Linked DNA regions of Homo sapiens: region 2 is linked to region 1. A link is a loop called in an ENCODE intact Hi-C map of the cell type or tissue named here. Cell type or tissue: MCF 10A. All regions are shown on one strand. Each heading gives the region's core, and the rest is flanking DNA. Links, peaks and the distances in the headings are about the cores only.

Region 1 (10,015 bases), core at 2,778-7,777:
CCAAAAATTGAGCACTGTATGTATTTTGCATATCATGTGTTTTGCAACCATAGGCCCAGAATGAAGGCTCTGTAATGCTGCAATAATATCCGTTACAGTTGTTTATGACAGTGGCTCAGAAGGTAGTAGAAATTATATTTTCGATTTGTGGTAGGAGGTGCTGTTGTTTTCCAGATTCCGTTGGAAAAAAATGGGGAAACGGTATAAGCTAAGTTTTTATTTTGGCATTCTGAATCCCCCCTTTAGCTGTATTTTTCTCCAAATGTATTTGTTTCTCTCTTCATGTATTTGTCTCCTAAATTATCTCTCTCTAATCCTTTCTCTTCATCTCTTTCTCCTCTTTATCTCATCCCTTTTTTTGCTTGGCCCCATACCTGTACCCTTCACTTGCCTCTCTCTCTTAATATCAAATTGGAGAGCACTTCTTACTGCTTTTATTTATTGAATATTATGACACATAATCTTTATTAAAATGGTTGAATGGATTTAAGTGGCTGAATGGATTGAATATTATGATATATTGCATAGTCTTTATTAAAAATGGTTGAATGGATTTTTGGAGTGAATCATCTTCACTCCAAAAATCATCTCCTCTAGCTGAGTCTTCACTCAGGTGCCCTTTGGTAGACTTTTATTTTAGTAGCTGCATGGTTCTCAGTTAACAAAAGCTTCTGTAACTCATGGAAGTTTAGGATTGGAAGGTAAGAAGAAAAGAAGGTATGTATGCACATTGCCCAAAGCTTTCCCCTTCATCTTCATAAGCCTCTTGCTTTTTATTCCTCTGTTGCAGACACTCAACACTGAAAGCACATGTCAGGGGTGTTTCTTGACCTATGGCCCATATAAGGCTTAATCTTGCTATAGTTAAAAGAGATCTACTACAAGGGCATAGGGCATATACTCAGAGACTTCACCACTTAAGCAAGAATGTGTCCTCAGAGGCTAAAAGTAGCTAGACAGATTATCCCCTAAGCCCAGGATCTTTGGTTCTGATCCCCAAAACTAAGTCAGTCTTTACAAATTTTATTTGCATTCAATTTGTGAATATGACCCCAAAATATGATTACCAGACAGAAAAGTATATAAAAAGTGCCATTCTCTCTGCTAAAGAGATATTTGCATTTTTTAATTCAATAGCTGTATACGAAGCCCTCCTCAGTGGGAATATGGTGTGTGCCATCTCCCAACCCCCCAAATAAGTGCAGCATGCTCCAGTTCTTCCCCCATCAACATGGTCCAGATCAGATTCTCCAAATTCCATAGGGCCCTGCCTGCCTCTGGACCTTGAAAAGCCAGACTTACCACAAGTAGCTATTATAATAACCCTGTTCCCCATGTCCCCAACTTCACCTTATAAGACTTCCTTTCTTCTCTGGGAGAGTCCAATCAGTACCTTGAACAGTTCCATGGCTTCCGACAGGGAGCATTACATACCTGTTGGTTTGTTCTGTAAGCAGGCTGGGATCCCTCATTCCTGATTTCTTTCTCTGGTCTTTCTAACGCTATTTCTTCTTCCTCCTCATCACTCTCTTCACAATAGGAATCAAATGCATCAGCGTAGTACTCTTCAGCCACAAGTGGGTCTTCTGGGATCTCTGAAATAATGAACAAACAGTCAGATACTACCAGTTATTAAAATTATAATGAGGTAAGAATACTGTATCTTTTCACAGGGATGTATATTTTGCTTGCGTTGACAAAGCTTCCATGGAGTGTAGAGCTGAATCTCAGCTTCCTGGAAGTATTTGGTTGAATGTAATAAACACTCAGCAAAATAAAACCAGTAGAGGAAAGGAGGAACATTTCCATTAGCAACTACCGTTTGAAGGTAAGAAAAAAATCATTAAATAAGAATAAATAATATGCTTTAACATTTTGACATTTGGAGGCATGAATCCTTATTAAAAATGAGGAAATTTAGGGGCAAAGGTAGGACAAGATGTCCTGGCTGAAGGGTCCTATTACACAACACACATAAAGTTTTTAGCATAGGAAGTTGGAGCAAAACTACCACAGCATTTTTCCTAGATATTTCTTTTTTTTTAAATGTTACTGGTAGGACCAAACAAGATGAATAGGATATATAGCAGCATCATTTTGGCAAGCTGGGAAAAACACAATTCTTTTCTAACAGGTAATGATGGCTTTTGAGATGGAGTTCACTCTGGTGGGTCCTACTTACTCAACCTTACATTCAGCACTTATTTTAAAAAAGAATACCCACCTAAGCTGATGACAATAAGCATCTACCCAAGTTACTTGATGCAACATTGTTAGTAACTAGAATAAAGTTGGTGTTTATAACAATCTTCAGTGAAGAAAGGCCATGAATGGATCACAAGAAAGCATAACAATATAATTTACTAATGGGGGGCTAGAAATAAAGAACTACCCAAACAACTACCCTTGGGCTGGGGGAGGAGAAAATTAGAATACTCAGCTGCAGCAAAACAATGGGCATTTTAGACTTTGCACCATACTCAGACTTAAAATTAAAATTTTTCTTCCAAATTGTAACACATTATTTTTCAATCTATTGTTGCTATTTCTGGTCTAGTGGGAAAAATATGAAATTTGGGGTCAGAAAATCAAGGCTAGAATCTAGCTCTTCCACTTTTTAGATGAAAATTTGTGCAAGAGACTTAAACTCACAGAGCTCCAATTTCTGTGATAAAATTAACATAAGTGTAATCTAGTAGAGTGGCTGCTGAGATTGAGTAATAGAATTCTCATGAAAGCATCGGTATGCAGGGAAGTTTCATACAAATGTTCACTCAATTTCCAAGTCTGTACAAATGGGCTTTTCATTAAATGAGTCCAGAATCCTTTGAAAGTAAGATACTTAATGGATGTAGAATTCCCTGGAAATAGAAGATGTTAAAATGTGTTTGTTATCTATGGTTTCCCACTAAAACATAAAAGGCTGCTGTACAGTAGAATAAAAATTAGTCAGCTCAAAAGACAAAAATTACATATATTCAAAATTGCCTTTGCCAGTTCCTTAGAAAGCAGTGTACTAGGGATCTCATACCTTCTCTCAGCAATTTCAACACAGCGTATTTTTTTTTTTCACATCAGTTCAGATCACTGATTTTCAGCTGAGCAACAGATGAGATAGAATACTGTTATGGAGAAGCCATAGTTTTTATTATTTTTATTATTTATATTGAAATAATATATATTATTTTTATTAAACGTGGCTTCTAGTCATTATATCAAGAAGACACCTGCACGTGTCTGTATGTACACATATATATATAACATACCTATACACATATGTACATGCATATAGAACTTCAATACCTTTTGCATACAAGTGGTTTTTGGTTACATGGGTGACTTTTGTAGTGGTGAAGTCTGAGATTTTAGTGCACCCTCACCGAGTAGTATACACTGTACCCAATATGTAGTCTTTTATCCCTTACCTCCCTCCCACCCTCCTCCCTTCTGAGTCTCCAAAGTCCATTATCCCACTCTGCATGCCTCTGTGTACCCATAGCTTAGCTCCCACTTATAAGTGAGAACATATGGTATTTGGTTTTCCATTCCTGAGTTACTTCACTTAGAATAATGGCCTCCAGCTCCATCCAGGTTGCTGCAAAAGACAGTATTTCATTCTTTTTTTAATGGCTGAGTAGTATTGCATGGTGTATATATGCCACATTTTCTTTATCCACTCATCAGTGATGGGCAGTTATGTTGGTTCCATATCCTTGCAATTGTGAATTGTGTTGTGATAAACATAAACGTGCAGGTGTCTTTTTGCTGTAATGACTAGAAGCCATGTTAATAAAGATCTTCATTTTACTTACACTGAGAACGACAAGAGAATCACAGCATGAGAAGTGTATGAAAACTAAAATCTCCTGAGAGATCTCCAGTTCTGCCATCAAGTAGGGACATGTGCTTGCTGAGTGGAATGAAAGACAGAACCATATGATGTCTTCCTTCTCTTGCCCACCCTCAACTCTCCCTGAATCTCTGTGTCTCTTTCTCTGAGTTGTCCATTCTCCCTCTTTCCCCACTCTTTTCTACTTCCTCTCCCTCTCGAGTCTCTTTGTCCCTTTGACAGTTATTCATTCTCTCACTCATTCATATTTTTCCCTCTTGCTCTCCCATTTTTTCTTTATCTTCATTCCTCCTTGTCCACTCCCTTGGCTTTCAAACTACGACATGGTAAGAAATATCATTTACATTGTTGCCCAGTGCACAGAAATGTGCTTATATATGTATGTTTATAAATATCTTTATAGTCGAAACAAAAGTTTCATACACCAAGACCTATTTACCCAAACTACATATGACACACTCTGGTGTTTTTCATCCTGTTCAATTATTTTTTTAATGCTGGTTGCAACTCACTAAACTGACCTCTCAACCTGCAGTTTGAAAAACACCCCAACCTAGCTAGAGAGGCCAACATTCAGAAACACTCCTTTAGAATGCTGGCTTTGGCATAAAAACAAAATCTGCATTTAAATCAAGCCTCTAGCAATAGCTCTGTAACACTGTGTTATTTAAGCTTTCTGCACTTCAGTTTTCTCATCTATAAAATAAAGATGATAATATTCATCTCATGGAATTGTTGTGAACATTACATAGTATAATGGATGCAAAGTATGTATCAAATAAGGCAAACACTCAGTAGTTTTTCCTGTAATACCCAACACCAGGAAGAAATAAGTCATGCATCACTTAACAACGAGGATATGTTCTGAGGAATATGTCATTCAGGTGATTTCATCATTGTGTGAACATCATAGAGTGTACTTATTACAAACCTCGATGGTATAACCTACTACACATCTATGTTTATGTGGTATAGCCTATTGCTCCTAGGCTACAACCCTGTACAGCATGTTACTACACTGAATACTGTAGACAATTGTAATACAGTGGTAAGTACTTGTGTATCTTAACATTAAAAATGTACAGTAAAAATACAGTATAAAAGATTTTTTAAATGGCACATCTGTACAGGGCTGTTACCATGAATGGAGCACGCAGGACTGGAAGTTGCTCTGGGTGAGTCAGTGAGTGAGTGGTGAGTGAATGCGAAGGCCTAGAACATTACTGTACGCTACTACAGACTTATAAACACTGGACACTTAGGCTACACTACATTTATAAAAAATGTTTTCCCTTCTTCAATAATAAATTAAGCAGCTTACTGTACATTTTTTAAACTTCTTGACTCTATTGTAATAACACTTAGCTTAAAACACAAACACATTGTACAGCTGTACGAAAATATTTTCTTTTTTTCATATCTCTCCTAACTAGGAGATAGTCAATAAGCATTTTTTCTTTCTTTTTCTTTTTCAACTATTTTGTTAAAAATGAAGACACAAACATACACATTAGTCTACTGCTACACAGCGTCAGGATCACTGATACCACTGTCTTCCACCTCCACATCTTGTCCCACTACAAGGTCTCTAGGGGCAGTAACACACACGGAGCCTCCATCTACTGTGATAACAGTGCCTTCTTCTGAAATACCTCCCGAAGGACCTGCCCAAGGCTGTTTTACAGTTAATTTTTTTTAATAAGTAGAAGGAGTACACTTTAGAAAAATGATAAAAAGTATAGCAAGCCAGGCATGGTGGCTCACTCCTATAATCCCAGCACTTTGGCAGGCCGAGGCAGGCAGATCACCAGAGGTCAGGAGTTCGAGAACAGCCTGGGCAACATGGAGAAACCCAATCTTTACCAAAAATACAAAAAATTAGCTGGGTGTGGTGGCGCACACCTGTGGTCCCGGCTAACTGGGAGGCTGAAGTGGGAGGATCACTTGAGCCTGGAAGGTGGAGGATGCAGTGAGCCGAGATCGTGCCACTGCACTCCAGACTGGGTAACAGAGTGAGACCACACCTCAAAAAAAAAAAGTATAGTAAATACATAAAGCAGTAACAGTCATTTGTCATCACTATACTGTACATAAATATATGCATTACACTTTTATATGACTGGCAGTGTAGTAGGTTTATTTACCCAGCATCACCACAAGTATGTGAGTGGCTATGTTGCTCTGCAATGTTATGATGGCTATGATAGCACTAGGTGTTGGGAATTTTTCAGCTTCATTAACTGGACCACCATTGTACATGCAGTCTGTCATTGACCAAAAGATTGTTATGCAGTGTATGACTGTATTAGACAATTGCAAATATATACTCAAGTTTAAAATATTTATTTATTTTAAATAGAATAATTTCTCAAAATCCATACTGAACCCAACTGAAATGGGCAATATGGAATCTCGCCTCTCTGTGGTTTCCTTTCTGTGGACTCCACAGGAACCCGCAGGCATTTCACCACACTGTTCACCTCCCACTGTCCTTCCTGTCCACTGATTCCGTCAAGGTTTCCTTCAAGCAGCTCAGAAGAAACCTCTGCAAGGGGGGTTGACAAATATGTTCTGTAAAGGGCTAGATAGTAAAACAATTTTAGGCTTTGCAGATTACGTGGTCTCTGTCACAACTACCCAACTCTGCCTTTGTAGTGTGAAAACAGACAATACATAAATAAATGAGTGTGGCTATGTCCCAATAAAACTTTATTTACAAACATAGGCAGTGGACCAAGTCATATCTCTACAACACAGACAAACCTTTCTTTTGTTAAAACACTAAGCTCCTCTTCCCAAAACGTAGCTCATTGTGTACAGACAGCCTTAGTCCCTTTCCCTCTCCTACCTAAGATTTCCTCCTAGAAGGGGAAGAAGGAAAGAAGTGGCCAGGGAAAAGTGCCATTCTGCCACCTAAGTTATGAAACAAACTGGAATGAATCTGTCTCCAGTATTTCTTAAGTAAGCACCACTAATTTGGTGCTGCCCACAAAAGGACTCATTTTCATTTTCAAAGGGAAAAGTCAAAAAAAACGTAAGTCCGTTCAAACTGTGTTTGTCACGCCTCATGTTTTTCATACATAGACCCAACTTGAAGCCTTCTTAGCTTAAGATTCCTTTCTCCTGTCACTAAGGGGAAAAGAGTCTGATAAACAGCTTTAATTTCCTTGCACCCTGAAGTCAGCCTCATAATGGGTATACTGGAGTGGCATTCCAGATCTTCTGTATGCCAGGCAAGCAGTAACAGAATGTGTTTATGAAGGAATCCAATAATGGCTGCACGAGTTTGGACACAGATGTTTCAAATCCATGCTGGAAAAACGAAGACATCACCCTGTTCCAGGAAAATGATGGCCTTTATCAGATCCTTCAATTAAGACCCAAATAAATGCCTTTCTCTAAGACTTGTGTGAGCATCAGGATCACCTGTGGGCTTGTTAAAACGGATCTCTGGGTCCCACCCCAAGACTTGCTGATTCAGCAGGTCTGGTGTGGTACCTGAGAATCTGCATTACTCACAAGTTCCCAGCTGATGCTGATGCTGCTGGTTTGGAGGCTGCCCTCTCAGAATCACTGCTCTAGAATGTGACTAGTTCAAATAAGAGTATACACTATAATAAAATCTAAAAGATTTTATACTATTTCTACATATTTCAACCTTTGTATGTTAAAGACAAAACATAAACGTAAGAAAAACTTTACCTTAGAAGAGCTCGAGTTACTGTGCTATTAGTTGTCTAAATTACTTAAAATCTCCATAGAGGTATAAGTAATTCAACTACTCCCATTTTGTTGATAGAAAAGAACAAAGCTAAGGGTGAGCAGCCCAAAGTTATAATCTTTATATTTGTGTGCATTTTACAGTTTAAAAAGCATGCTGATATACATTTGATACCACAAAAATTTGATACCATTTAATAGCACAAAGATACCATTTGATCTTTGCAACAACTCTTCAATGTAGACTAGAATGACATTTTTCTGCCCACTTTTCAGATAGGAAAAGTAAGGTTCAGACAAGCTAATGACCAACCGAAGGTCACACTGCTGCATCTGAATCCCCTTTCTTTCACTGAATAAGTCTATTTATGGTTAGTTAGAAATTTTCATCTTTGCTAGTAAAACCATTTCAGAAAGGTCATGATTATCTTTCTTGTAGCTCTGAAAGATATTAGACAACAAGGGATAGACTTTTGACTTACGAGATAGAAAAACTGAAGCTTAGTCATCCTGGTAAACCGTCTTAAGGGAGCTGGGAGAATCAGATTCAGCCTGAGCCTAGTTCTCACTACCATCTATCTCAGATGTGTCAAACTTGAGTGTGCCTCAGAATCAGCTGGAAGCCTTGTTAAAACAGATTCTTGCTCCCACACCCAGTGTTTCTGATTCAGTAGGTCTGGAATGGGGCTTGAGATTCTGCATTTCTAACTATGCCACTCGTCTGGAAACACACTTTGAGAACTATTGCTCTATCTTATAGAACCTTCGAGGAGAAAATGACATACAGATGCAACTGTTAAATGAAAAACTCCCTGTCACTTCATCTACTGCATTAGCTCTTTAAACTGCTAAAACGATCCAGATATACATTAACAATTTTTTTAAAAAAGAGTGTTTTCATAAAACAGGAACTTTGCCTGAAGAGAAAACCAAGTTTCCTCTAAAGGAACTTAGTTCCTTTTAGACATTTAGAAGATCTCAGCCTGTGGGCCCACCACCATCCCAGATGGTTTTAACCATTAGAATGCCTTAAGCAAATCCATGTGACAGGCTTCCCAGAATGGTTCTTAAAGGGTGGTCCCCAGAATAGCAAGAACAACATCACCTGGGCTCTTATTAAAAATAAAAATTTCCAAATTTGCCTATACCTCCAACCTACTGAATCAGAAACTGGGATGAAGGTCCAGCAATGTGTGGTTTGACAAGCTCTCCAGGTGATCCTGATGCACCCTTAAGTTTGAGAACCACTAATTCAGCACAATGACTGGCACTTTATGTCTGCTGAAATAAAAATCCCTTCTAATATTCCAGGTAGATGGTAAGCTCCAGGAGGGCAGAGGCCACACCCATCCTGCTTACCATGGTATCCCCAACACATGATTCAAAGCAGACACCCAAAACTTCTTGCTGAATAAATGAGTACATAAATCTCTAAGAGATAAGGACTTTCAAATTGCCACATAATATCATATACAAAGAATTAACTAATCCTTTGGGAGAGTAACGTGGAGAGGGGAAGCTGAGGAGAGGAAGGAGATACAGATGTTTTTCCTAAGACTCCCCCACCCCTTTCCTCTTTTTCACATACTTTGAACTTATATCTCAGATGTAGTCATACCTTCGAACTGCAAAAAATGTCTTCATCGTACTAAAACTTCCAGTTACATCCTGCAGGCCCACTCAGTCAAGTCCCAGAACTCAGTCAAGAGGACCCAGAGTGTGACAGCAAATGCTGTTAGGCTGGAGCTTTCTCCAGGTGCCCTAGAGTCTGCCCCGGACACCCTGCCTCTCTCTGCATATCTAATCATAGTTCAGCATTAAAGTTTGCGGAGCTGGCTGTCATGGGGCAGACAGAGGGTGGGTGGTGGGAGCCCTCAGCAGAAGGCAGCTACCAAAAGATGTCCATCTCTATTTGTCCTTTCTTTTCTAGTTTTCTGAAGAGGGTAATGGCTTTATTACACCAAGCCAGAAAATACTGAACAAGGCTATTATAAGGCTCTAATAAGAACAAACTGATTTATTCTTGTATCTCAATGTGGCCTCTATGAAGACCATGTTCATTCATTACAAATTGGGAGTGGCAGTGCTTAGAATGATTACAGTTATTATTTGTATTAACATGACAGCCATCAAAGCATTTCTTAATTTCCCAAAAATAACATTTGTGGGTGTGAAAAACTGCTCAAATTCATTTTTAATAAAAACATTAAAAATAAAAATATTATTTTCTCATATGTATAGGAAACCTATGATTAATATGCTACAACGTCCCCAAAACCATAAGATTTTTTTTTACCTTTTACATAAGGTAAAAGTCAATACTTTGAGAAGACACACAGACATAGGCATTGTGCTGAGTTGCCTCAATTTCCCCCAGAAGCTCCATTTTGTATAAGGTAAGCACAATTTAGATGAAAACAAAACAAAACAAAACAAACAAAAAAC
Region 2 (10,015 bases), core at 2,860-7,859, 570 kb before region 1:
AGTGTTATGCACTTGCAAGGAGCTAAGAATATATAGGTTTCTAAGCTGTCTTCAAGAAGCTTGTCATGTGATAATGGTAGGAGACCTGCAAACAGGTCTGTATTATTAGGTGTTAGGAGAACTGCAACACAATCTCAGTAGTTAAATAGGGGCACAAACTCTCTTGGCATGGTTAGGAAAGGTTTTCAGGCATCACATATTCTCACTTATAAGTGGGAGGTACACATTGGATAGGTACAGACACAAAGATGGCAACAATAAACACTGAGAATTACAAAACAGAGGAGGGGGACAAGTGTTTAAAAACTACCTATCTGGTATTATGTTCATTACTTGGGTGACAGGATCATTAGAAGCCCAAACCTCAGCATCACACAATATACCCATGTAACAAACCTGCATATGTACCCTCTGAATCTAAAATTAAAAAGAAAAAGAAAAGGTTTGTGGGAGAAAGAGATGTATGAAATACACACACACACACACACACACACACACACACACACAACACACACACACACACGCACCAACAAAAAACAATCCACCTGATGTTTAAGGATCTCGGAAACTAAAGACTGCTCTATTACACTTGTTCTTTGATGATAGAGACAGCAATAACTCTAACTGCTGGCATTGGCCACTTCGTTACTAACCCTAGGATAATCTGCACATGGAGGCCACTGAATTGTCATGCTGGGTATGTTTTACCAGTGAGTGATTGCAGTGGCTGAAGGGGATCCAGGCTTCTATTTAAAACAGTGATTGTATGTGGCCCCAAATTTAGTGATAGAGCCTCATTCAGGGTTGCTGAGGAATGTAGGAAAGGGAGGAGGTCGTGAAAGAATATTACTTCAGTTTATTTAATAGTTAAATTCAGAGACTGGGGGTAACAACAAAATTTTAAAAAACAAAATTAAAGACAAAACACAACACCAGAGTAGGTAGAAAATAATTATCTTTTCCAGCATAGTCCTAATTCTGTGAACCACTCTTGCCCATAGGGTAGGCTCAGTGAGATGAAATGAAATACACTCTTGCAGGCCCGTGAAGGAGGATTCTGAGCCTAACCCAATTCCTTGGGTGCCACGTCTTAAATGAGATTATAATAGTGGTAATATTTAGTATCACAGCTCTGTTCCTTGCCTTGGTCTTAATGATGCTGCCCAGAGCTTAACCTTTAATGAGTTTATTTTTACTTCAGGAAAATGTCCTTGCCCAGCTAATTGTGTCTTTCCTAACTCGATTATATCTGGTCTCTCATGGGATAGCTTAAAAAGTTAAAAACATATCCGTGGTATTGTTCATATTTTTTTTCTGTCGGAGCCAGTTTTCAAAACTCCACAAAGTGAGTAAATACAACTTAAGCTCTTTGGAAATTCCTTGTCAGGAGAGTTTGAAAAAAAAGTGTCTTTAATTGACTATGGGACATGCAAGTTCAATTTAATTTCAAAGTGTAATGAAGTTAAGCTTTGCATGCTTTTATCTTATTAATTTCTTTTGGGTTTGTGGTTTTTTTTAAAAAGTGAAGATGGAAAAATAAAAGCTTCCAAGTAATCACTTTTCTTGGTGAAATTTGAGTTATGGATGGCATTTGCAGTAATACCATATTAACAGAATATGATATACCACCTGATATACATTGAGGTGTCCTAATTCAGCTGATTATTTGATCAGGCTGAGAAGAGAAGAAGAAGTCATTCCTTGCTTGCTTCTAAACACTTGCCTAGTTGAGAAAAAGTTGGAAGGTTGAAACACTTCCTTTCTGGACTCTCAAATATCACAAAAAACTATCATATCAGACTCAAAGATCACTTCTTCCAGGAAGCTTTTTTTCTCATCACCACCTCATAAACTAGGCTGGATGATGTTCCTAGGTGTTAATTTTCATAACACTGTAGGTATACATTTAACATCAGACTTAGACCATTTTTTGTGTTTGTAATGATCTGATTTTATATGTCCCCTAACTCTCTTATGGTGTGATATACTTAAGGGTAGAAACAATATCCTATTTAGCTTCCCATTGTCTTGTACAGGTCATGAAACAGAGTAGGCCCCTGGTGGTGACTGAATGAGCATTGCCTGCATCTCCACACATACATCTTAATTGGCAGATACTTGTGAGTGAGGCCTCTGAAGAGTGTTCATTTCATAATTACGGCACAGGTTCAATGATAGAGCACCTGAGGTCCTATGTCCCATAATTGGCTATTTGTGGGTGTTATAGACTGAATGTGTTCCCCCTCCCAAATACATATGTTGAAGTCCTAACCCCCAAAGTGATGGTATTTGAAGATAAGGCCTCTGAGGAGGTTATAAATGTTAAAGGAGGTCATAAGGGTGGGACCCTAATCTGATAGGGCTGGTGCCCTTATAAGAAAGAAAGAGCCACCAGAGGTCTCTTTCTCAGTCATTTGAGGACATAGCAAGAGAGCAGTTGTCTGCAAACCAGGAAGAGAACCCTCACTGGGAACCAAATTGGCGGGTACCTATATCTTGTACTTGCCAGCCTCCAGAGTATGTGTAAATTTAAACCACCCAGTCTGTGGTATTTTATTATGGCAATTTGAGCTGAGTAATGCATGGGGTAATTTTATTCACTGAGTGCACTTGTAGACAGGCCTCTACACAGCTCATTCAGTGAGTTTTGATGTAAAAGGCATCGATGTGTTATATCTGAGCAGGATAGCTTATATATCTCAGAACATCTACCTTAGTGTTAGTGCACGATTACCAACCAGATTGCCATTGCTAGATGGAGGATAATACTTAACCCAGCCTTGTGTATCTATTGTATTTAAAGTGTCAGTAAAGTTTATAACTAGAGTTTCTCATTTCCGTGGTCCTAGTTCCTGCAGAATAGATGAAAACATGTAATGAGCTGTCCTGAGTGTTAGCCTTTTCTGGGATGTACATTTGGCAAGCTTGCAATACAATGTAAGTGCAGTTTCTGGTAGAATCTCTAGCGAACACTTTTGGCCACACTCTGGGAGTTCTCTGTGACAAAATGAACTGGTTAGTCTGGATTAGTCAGTGCTGTAAACCAGTCACCATGATGGTCCCTTCATGCTTCAAAAATCATGGAAAGAGCCCCAGTAAATTGGAGATTTCCTGTACTGCCTTTACCCAGAAGCCACCTCTTGCCAGAGTTCAGGGCCCCTTACTCAGAAAATATTAAATCTGAGAAAAGATTGAAGCTAGGTCATTGCAAATCATGAGGGGTGTAAAGTATTCTGCTTTGAGCCCATCCCTCCTTGACAAATAAAAAACGCCAAGAAAGATGTGCTTGATGGGGCCAGCATCTCAATCTAGAATTCAGACTTTCATAGCTGAAGAATATCAAAGCCACTGTGACCTATGGAGTTTATACAGCATGGGGTAAAGCTGAAGTGAAGACATGTCTAGAGGTTGCAGGTGACTGGCCCTATCAGGAGTAAATAGAAACCATTCTGCCCTTTCCAAAGAAAGAGAGAACAGTCTGCTGGTTGAAGGCAAAGCATTGTTACTTTTGCAAAGAAAGTTAAACTTGCCAACGTCATTAGATGAAAAGACTATGTGTGTATTATTCTAACCACAAAGCAATGGCAGTGAGAGGAAGGCTCCTGCCAGCTGCTTCAGTGAGCCACAGTGGCACTGATGCTCTTTGAGTGGGAGGTTTCTGTTCATTTGCAAATGCGATGACATTTTCAGCTTTTTGTACCAGGAACGGAAGCACCTTGGGAAGCTTGTGGTTGAATGCATTCTCCCTAGAGAGCAGCAAATTAGGTTAAATTCATTTACTGATGGAGGCTCCAGGGGAAGGGGGACCCTGGGGAGGAGGGGGCAGATGATGTGTGGCAGTGACTTATTCTAGTTTGAATTGACTTAGAAAAAATGTATTTATTTGCTTCCTTTCTCCAACCTTCATCATTTCCTCCAAAGACTGCAAGCATAGACTTATACAACATGTCCTCTTTGCAGAAAGCTGTGAGGTGGTTGTGTGCTCTTGACCTGAGGGAGCAGGCCCAGAATCAATGAATGTGTGTGTAATTAAACTCCAGGGGATGAGACACCCGACTTCATCCAAATTAGAGATTCAATTCAACAGCAAGTTTGATAAAAAGGGAGGTCGGTAGTGACCAAACTAACCCTGCTACGTCGTTAACGAGGCTGAAGATGATTCCAAAATGGCTTAATGTGGCAGAAGTCTTCTCACAAGATGGCTATGATTCAAATAACCTTGGACAGCTGTGATGGAAGAGCAAATAAATAGCTCCTTTTACAAAAAAAAAAAACTCTGTCATCTCCTCTAGCCAAAGATATTAGAGCCCAGAGGAACCTTATTTGGTGCTGAGTCCACCCTTTCAATTTCCAAAAGAGAAAAGAACTCTGATAAGTTAAATGACTCCCATGGAATTGGAGATGTCAACTGAAGAATGATGAGGTTCATAAATGTGGAAACAAGAGCTTTATTTCTCATAAAGCGTTGCAACCTGCATGGTGGCCATTCTGACAGACTGGGAAGCATAGCCTCTGGCCAGGAGCCAAAAACAGACTCTTCAAGGGAGGAGAAAAGGGAACAGGAGTGTGTGCTGAGGTGGCCACATTTACATATTTAGTGAGCTATAAGAGGAGTCATAAATATTTTTAAAAGGAGAAACACACACATTCACAACTGAGCTTCATGATTCTCCAGGGGACCCATGTTCAAAATACAGCCTTGTTAGCGTGACCCGAGGGTGGTGTTTTCAGCCCTCTGATGACAAATGTGAAGCACAGGACACAAAAGCCCCTAATGTACACCCTCCATAGACTGGCCAGAACCACTTCATAGTCTGTGGTCTCTTATCAGGAAGAAATGCTGGTCAGCTGTTTTGTTAAAACCACAAAAGGGAGGGGCAGTCATTACTGGTTAGTTGATATCAGTGGTAGAGTCTCTGTAAAGGGCTGGTTTCTGTTTGGTCCTTAGGGAAGAAAGCTTAATGGTGATTATCAAGGGAGGGGATATTACAAGGAATGTCTGACCTCACATACTGTCATGACTGAGAACTCAATTTTCAAGATTACTCTGAGGTCCCCTTGGCCAAGAGGGGTTCTGTTCAGTCAGTTGGTGGATTTGGGATCTCATTTTTATTTCTCAGAGGCTTTTATTAATATGTTTCTCTGTGCTTTGATGCTTATGCCTCTCACTCTGTAATTCTGAACCCAACCATTGCCCTATAGGCGGTGTCTACAAACCAGGGGTCATCCAACAGTAACAATAAGAATATTTCCAAGTGCTGACGGAAAGAGCTCTAGATTTTTTTTGTCAACTCACTAGCAGATATTTGACTCACTGGAAGATTTTCTGCTGGGATAGAATATTTCACCTCTCTCAATAGCGGAGTTTTCATCTGCAAAATAAAGCAATAAACAACTAACCAAAATAGTAGTACTGCCATGGCTAAGCCACGACAGATGGCAGTGTTGCAGAAATAGGAAAAATGTTCCCTCTGGTGGTTGAAGATGGGAAACACACCCTTTCCTCTGGGCTGACTTTGCCCTAAGGAAGGCGACTGCCTTGGTGAGGGACTGAGTTTCATTCCCCAAGCTTTCATCCAGGCACACTTTTATAGCACACAAGCTACACACTCATATGTGGGAACTCTGGTACTCAACTACCTAGTACTCAAGCCTCAACTACCCAGGGAGTTAAGGGAGAACATAAGGAAGAACATCTACCTGTAAAAGTACGTTGTAAGTTTTAGCACTCCTTATCAATGCAAGTCCTATTAAGATATTGAAAGTGGAGGAATACAGGAAGATCCTTTATAGCAAAATTGGGCTTGGATATCTAAGTTGAAATTCATTCTACCACTAAGGGCTTTATACCAAAGTCAACCACATCCCTAGAAATGCAGTGTCCAGCTGGGTGTGGTGGCTCACGCCAGTAATCCCAGCACTTTGGGAGGCCGAGGTGGGTGGATCACAAGGTCAAGAGATCGACACCATCCTGGCCAACATGGTGAAACCCCATCTCTACTAACAGTACAAAAATTAGCTGGGCATGGTGATGCGCGCCTGTAGTGCCAACTACTCAGGAGGCTGAGGCAGGAGAATCCCTTGAAGCCAGGAGGAGGAGGTTGCAGGTTGCAGTGAGCTGAGATGATGCCACTGCACTCCAGCCTGGCAACACAGCAAGACTCCATCTAAAAAAAAAAAAAAAAGTTGTTTCCAAAATTGAACTGGATTTTCAATGAGTATTTTCTTGAGAAAGTTCCCTGAAGGATGATCATAAAGGTCTGTATGTCAGGATACATCCCAAGGAGAAGTGTCATTCCTCAGAGGCAGTCAGAGATGACTCCTGTTTGCATGGCATGTTAAGACCTTGATAATCCTGCATACATATGCATACATTCTTACAGTCACTGTCCCAGTGAATTATAATTATTTGAATAAATATGCATGTAAACATGAGTTAAAAAGCTAACTTGATAATTCTGTTGCTTCTTAGGATGGCTACATACCACAGGCAAGAAAATGGGAGAGCAACCACTGACAAGCTCATAGAAACAGGGCATGTGATATGTGAGTGACTGGAGAATGCAAGGAGTAACTCCTGACATGAGGACTCTAATCTCATGTATACAGACATGAAGGTTTACAAGTCTGTTGCCCTCTTCTCTGACTCTCTTCTCTTTAAAGAGGTGATATTTGAGCGGAGACCTGGGTGATGAGAAGGAGCCAGCCAATGTGCCAATCTGAGTATTAAATATTCCAGAAAGAGGAAATAGCCAGTGAAAAAGTCCATAGGCAGGTACAAATTCTGTGTGTTTTAAAAAAGAAATAGATTTGTATATTTGGATCTTAGTGAGTGAGAGAGATAGTGACTATGTATCAGAAATGCAGATGCTCCACCTACAGAAATTCCAAATCAACTAGTCTAGGGTGGTGCCCAGGCATCGGTGTTTGGGATTTTTGGTTGTTGTTGCTGCTGCTGTTGTTGATCTTGTTGTTATTTTAGGTTCTCCCAGTAATTCTAATCACAGACTAAAGATAACTGATATAGAGCTTTATAGGGTATGGGAAAAAGTTTGGCTTCTAAGAACTATAGAAAACCACAAAGAATTTTAAGCAGGGGAGTGATGTGATACAATCCATGATTAAAATTTCCCTCTTGATCCTGTGTAGAAGATGGATTGAAAGAGGAAAGGGTGGCAAGAATGAGGAAAACTGTGAGTAGGCAGTGGCAAATATCCATGAAGTCACTCTTGGTCTAGTGGAGAAAAAAATGGAAGGCTATGAGAAATGTTATTAAGGTGTTGTCCTTCACAGCTTTACCTAAAATGTTTATTTGCTGATGGATTGGATTAGATTTTGGGGTATGGGAAAAGACGAATGACCAACAGAATTTTGATTTAAGCAACTCAGTGCATTGTGGGGCCACTTATAGAAACAAAAGACACTGTGGTGTCACATGGGTGCACATGGGAGAAGGGAGTGGAAAAAACAATTCTGGTTTTGGCATGTTTTGTTGGAGATACACACACACACACACACACACACACACACACACTGGAAATACCTACACTGTAAATATATATGTGTGTATGTATGTATGTATATACACACACGCACTCATTATACACACACACTCCACATATATATACAATATATACATATATACACACACATATACATATATAGTGTGTGTATATATATACATATATACACACGTGTATATATATACATATATACACGTGTGTGTATATGTATATATACACGTGTGTATATATGTATATATACACGTGTGTATATATACATATATACACGTGTGTATATATATATACATATATACACACACACATATACATATATATATGTATGAGATTTCCAGTGTAGGTATCTGGTCGGCAGGTACACATTGGGATATTCACATTGGGAACTTAGGAGAGAGATCAGGTATATGTATAAACATTTGAGTTTATATGGTATATAGATGGTATTTCATGCCATAGGTTGAGATTTCTTCAAGAGCAAATGTGGACATAGTTTTCGGGTATGGTAATGTTTAGGGCATCCAAGGCAAGTAAGCACTTTTTGGGTGAATTAAAATTGAGTATAAATACTCTGTGCAGAACACTCTTACACTGGTATTAAAATATCTTTCCTGAAAATGAAAAGGAATCTGAAGTGGAAGAAAATGGAACTAAAGAATTTATTATATATAATTTTGCTGATTGATTTTTCTCTTATAAAAGAAATTGGATGGAAACATATATGAGAGGGGGGCAAGAATAAACTTTTCAATGGCAACACCCCTATATCATTTCATGTTATAGTAGCCAAATCTACCAAAGAGAATCATTGCAACCATTCCTGCCTCATGTCTCTTCCCAGGCTGGTCCTCTCTGCCAGGAAATACATAGGCATTTTCTGGTCCTAGTTTCCTTAAATTCTGATGCAAGCAGAAAATTGCCAGTTCTGTTACTGAGTAATTATAGCCCTATATCTGAAATAACTTAATGAGGTCTTCTAGCAGCCTTAATGCCAGACTTAATAATGAAATGAGTCCTCCACCAACATGGCCCCAAGGCACCAAGTGGCCGTGGGGTTGGGGCTTCCCAGAGAATCATGAGAAATTTCTCCATCCTGCAAGTGTATCAATAATTTACCTGCCTTCCCAATCTTATATGATCTGTTAATTGATTCACCTAAGTAACAGACTTCAAATCGGGAAACACCACCCCTGGGGCAAAGTGATGATTTTCTGAAGAGTACGCAGTCAGGGCTTAATTTGCAGATCTTCCAGTTCCATCTGTACTGTTTCCTAAAATTGAACTGCCTAAGAACTCATACTTCTTACGCTTTTTCAAATAAAGTAAGCTTGTCAGCACTGGGACACTGTCTATAATGACAGTAAACCCTGTGGTTTACTGAAACCTTCCAAGTGCTAAACAAGGGGCCATTTGAAATATTAGTTTAGGTGTTGAGAAAATGGATAACTATCCTGATTCAGTAATCAAATCTTTCTGAAAGTCAGGTTTTCCAGTTCTTTTCTTTCCACAAAATTGAAGGTAGACCTCATTGACTTGTCAGTTGTTGGATGACTAAAAATAATTTTTGCTGATGAATCACTGTGGTTTTGATATACAACTTGGAAAAAGTGCAAAAAAAAGAGTGACAAGGCTATTACAAAACTTCCATTCATGTCAATTTATTTATAAGAAAAAATTTCTCAGTTGTAAGCATTTATTAAAATGAAAAATAGGAATGTACTTGAGGCTGAATCTCATTTATCCTAGTGGTTGGTCATATTTATTCATGGATACATTAAGTAATTGTGGGAGGAGTAGCCATTCATCTCATTAAAGCTGCATGCTGAATTATAATTTTAAATCCAGTAATCATCAAAATGTAGACTATAATTTATTGTTTTGATCAATGTTGTACTTAAAATTGTAATGAAAACTCAATCCAAACAAAAATCTTTAACACTTTGAGTTATGGAAATTTTTTTTGGTAAAGATTACTAAAGACTGCACAATAAAACATGTTAAAGCATAAAATTGTATTGTATTAGGCTAAAATTCTATGAGGAAAATAAAATGGAAATACTGTTTGAAGGGGCAAAAGGAAGGTTACAAAATTTGTTAAAGAAGGCAAATTTGTATGTTTTTGTATTTGTGTATACAAATCAGTGGGGTTTTTTTCTCAAATAAATGATAGGATTTAATCACTATGGCATCAAATTATCACTCTTCAAATGACAGCTGAGGAGCACCTAACTGAGCTGGCAAGAGAAGTCAAGAAAGAGTTTCAGATGAGGTGATGCCACAGCTGAGTCTCAGAAGACAAGCAGGAATTCACAGGGTGAAGAAAAGAAGGGCAGGATTTCTAGACTGAGGGTGCATCTGGCTTTCCCAAATAGCCCTCATGAGGCTTGGCCTGTATAGAGAAATTTAAATTTCTCAGTTAGACTCCTAAGAAAGGTGCCTGTTAGAGCCAGGCAAGGAGTGACTGGCAAACAAAATGAGCAATTTTGGGGTAGGGGGTA

The links. Peaks named below come from ENCODE experiments on the same cell type or tissue, not always from the same donor. Only the 100,000 strongest peaks of a DNase experiment are listed, where the experiment ranks them.
Region 2: a loop joins it to region 1, with 2.9 times the contacts of the local background. A loop is called at or near these places in 3 of 110 quality-filtered maps.

The regions. Positions count from the first base shown.
Region 1 is chr3:131,220,108-131,230,122 of GRCh38, reverse strand. It overlaps NEK11 (NIMA related kinase 11), which reads right to left. Exons shown (of 18, transcript NM_024800.5): 15 at 1,435-1,595. Among named protein-coding and RNA genes, the nearest start is that of NUDT16-DT, 160 kb to the left of the region's middle. In MCF 10A, for the core only: no CTCF peak of the experiment used is centred there; no DNase peak of the experiment used is centred there.
Region 2 is chr3:131,790,412-131,800,426 of GRCh38, reverse strand. The region is part of intron 2 of CPNE4 (copine 4); the gene reads left to right. Among named protein-coding and RNA genes, the nearest start is that of MIR5704, 190 kb to the left of the region's middle. RefSeq lists enhancers at 3,734-3,783, 3,377-3,913. In MCF 10A, for the core only: a CTCF peak has its summit at 5,455 (motif pointing left); a DNase peak (open chromatin) is centred at 5,476.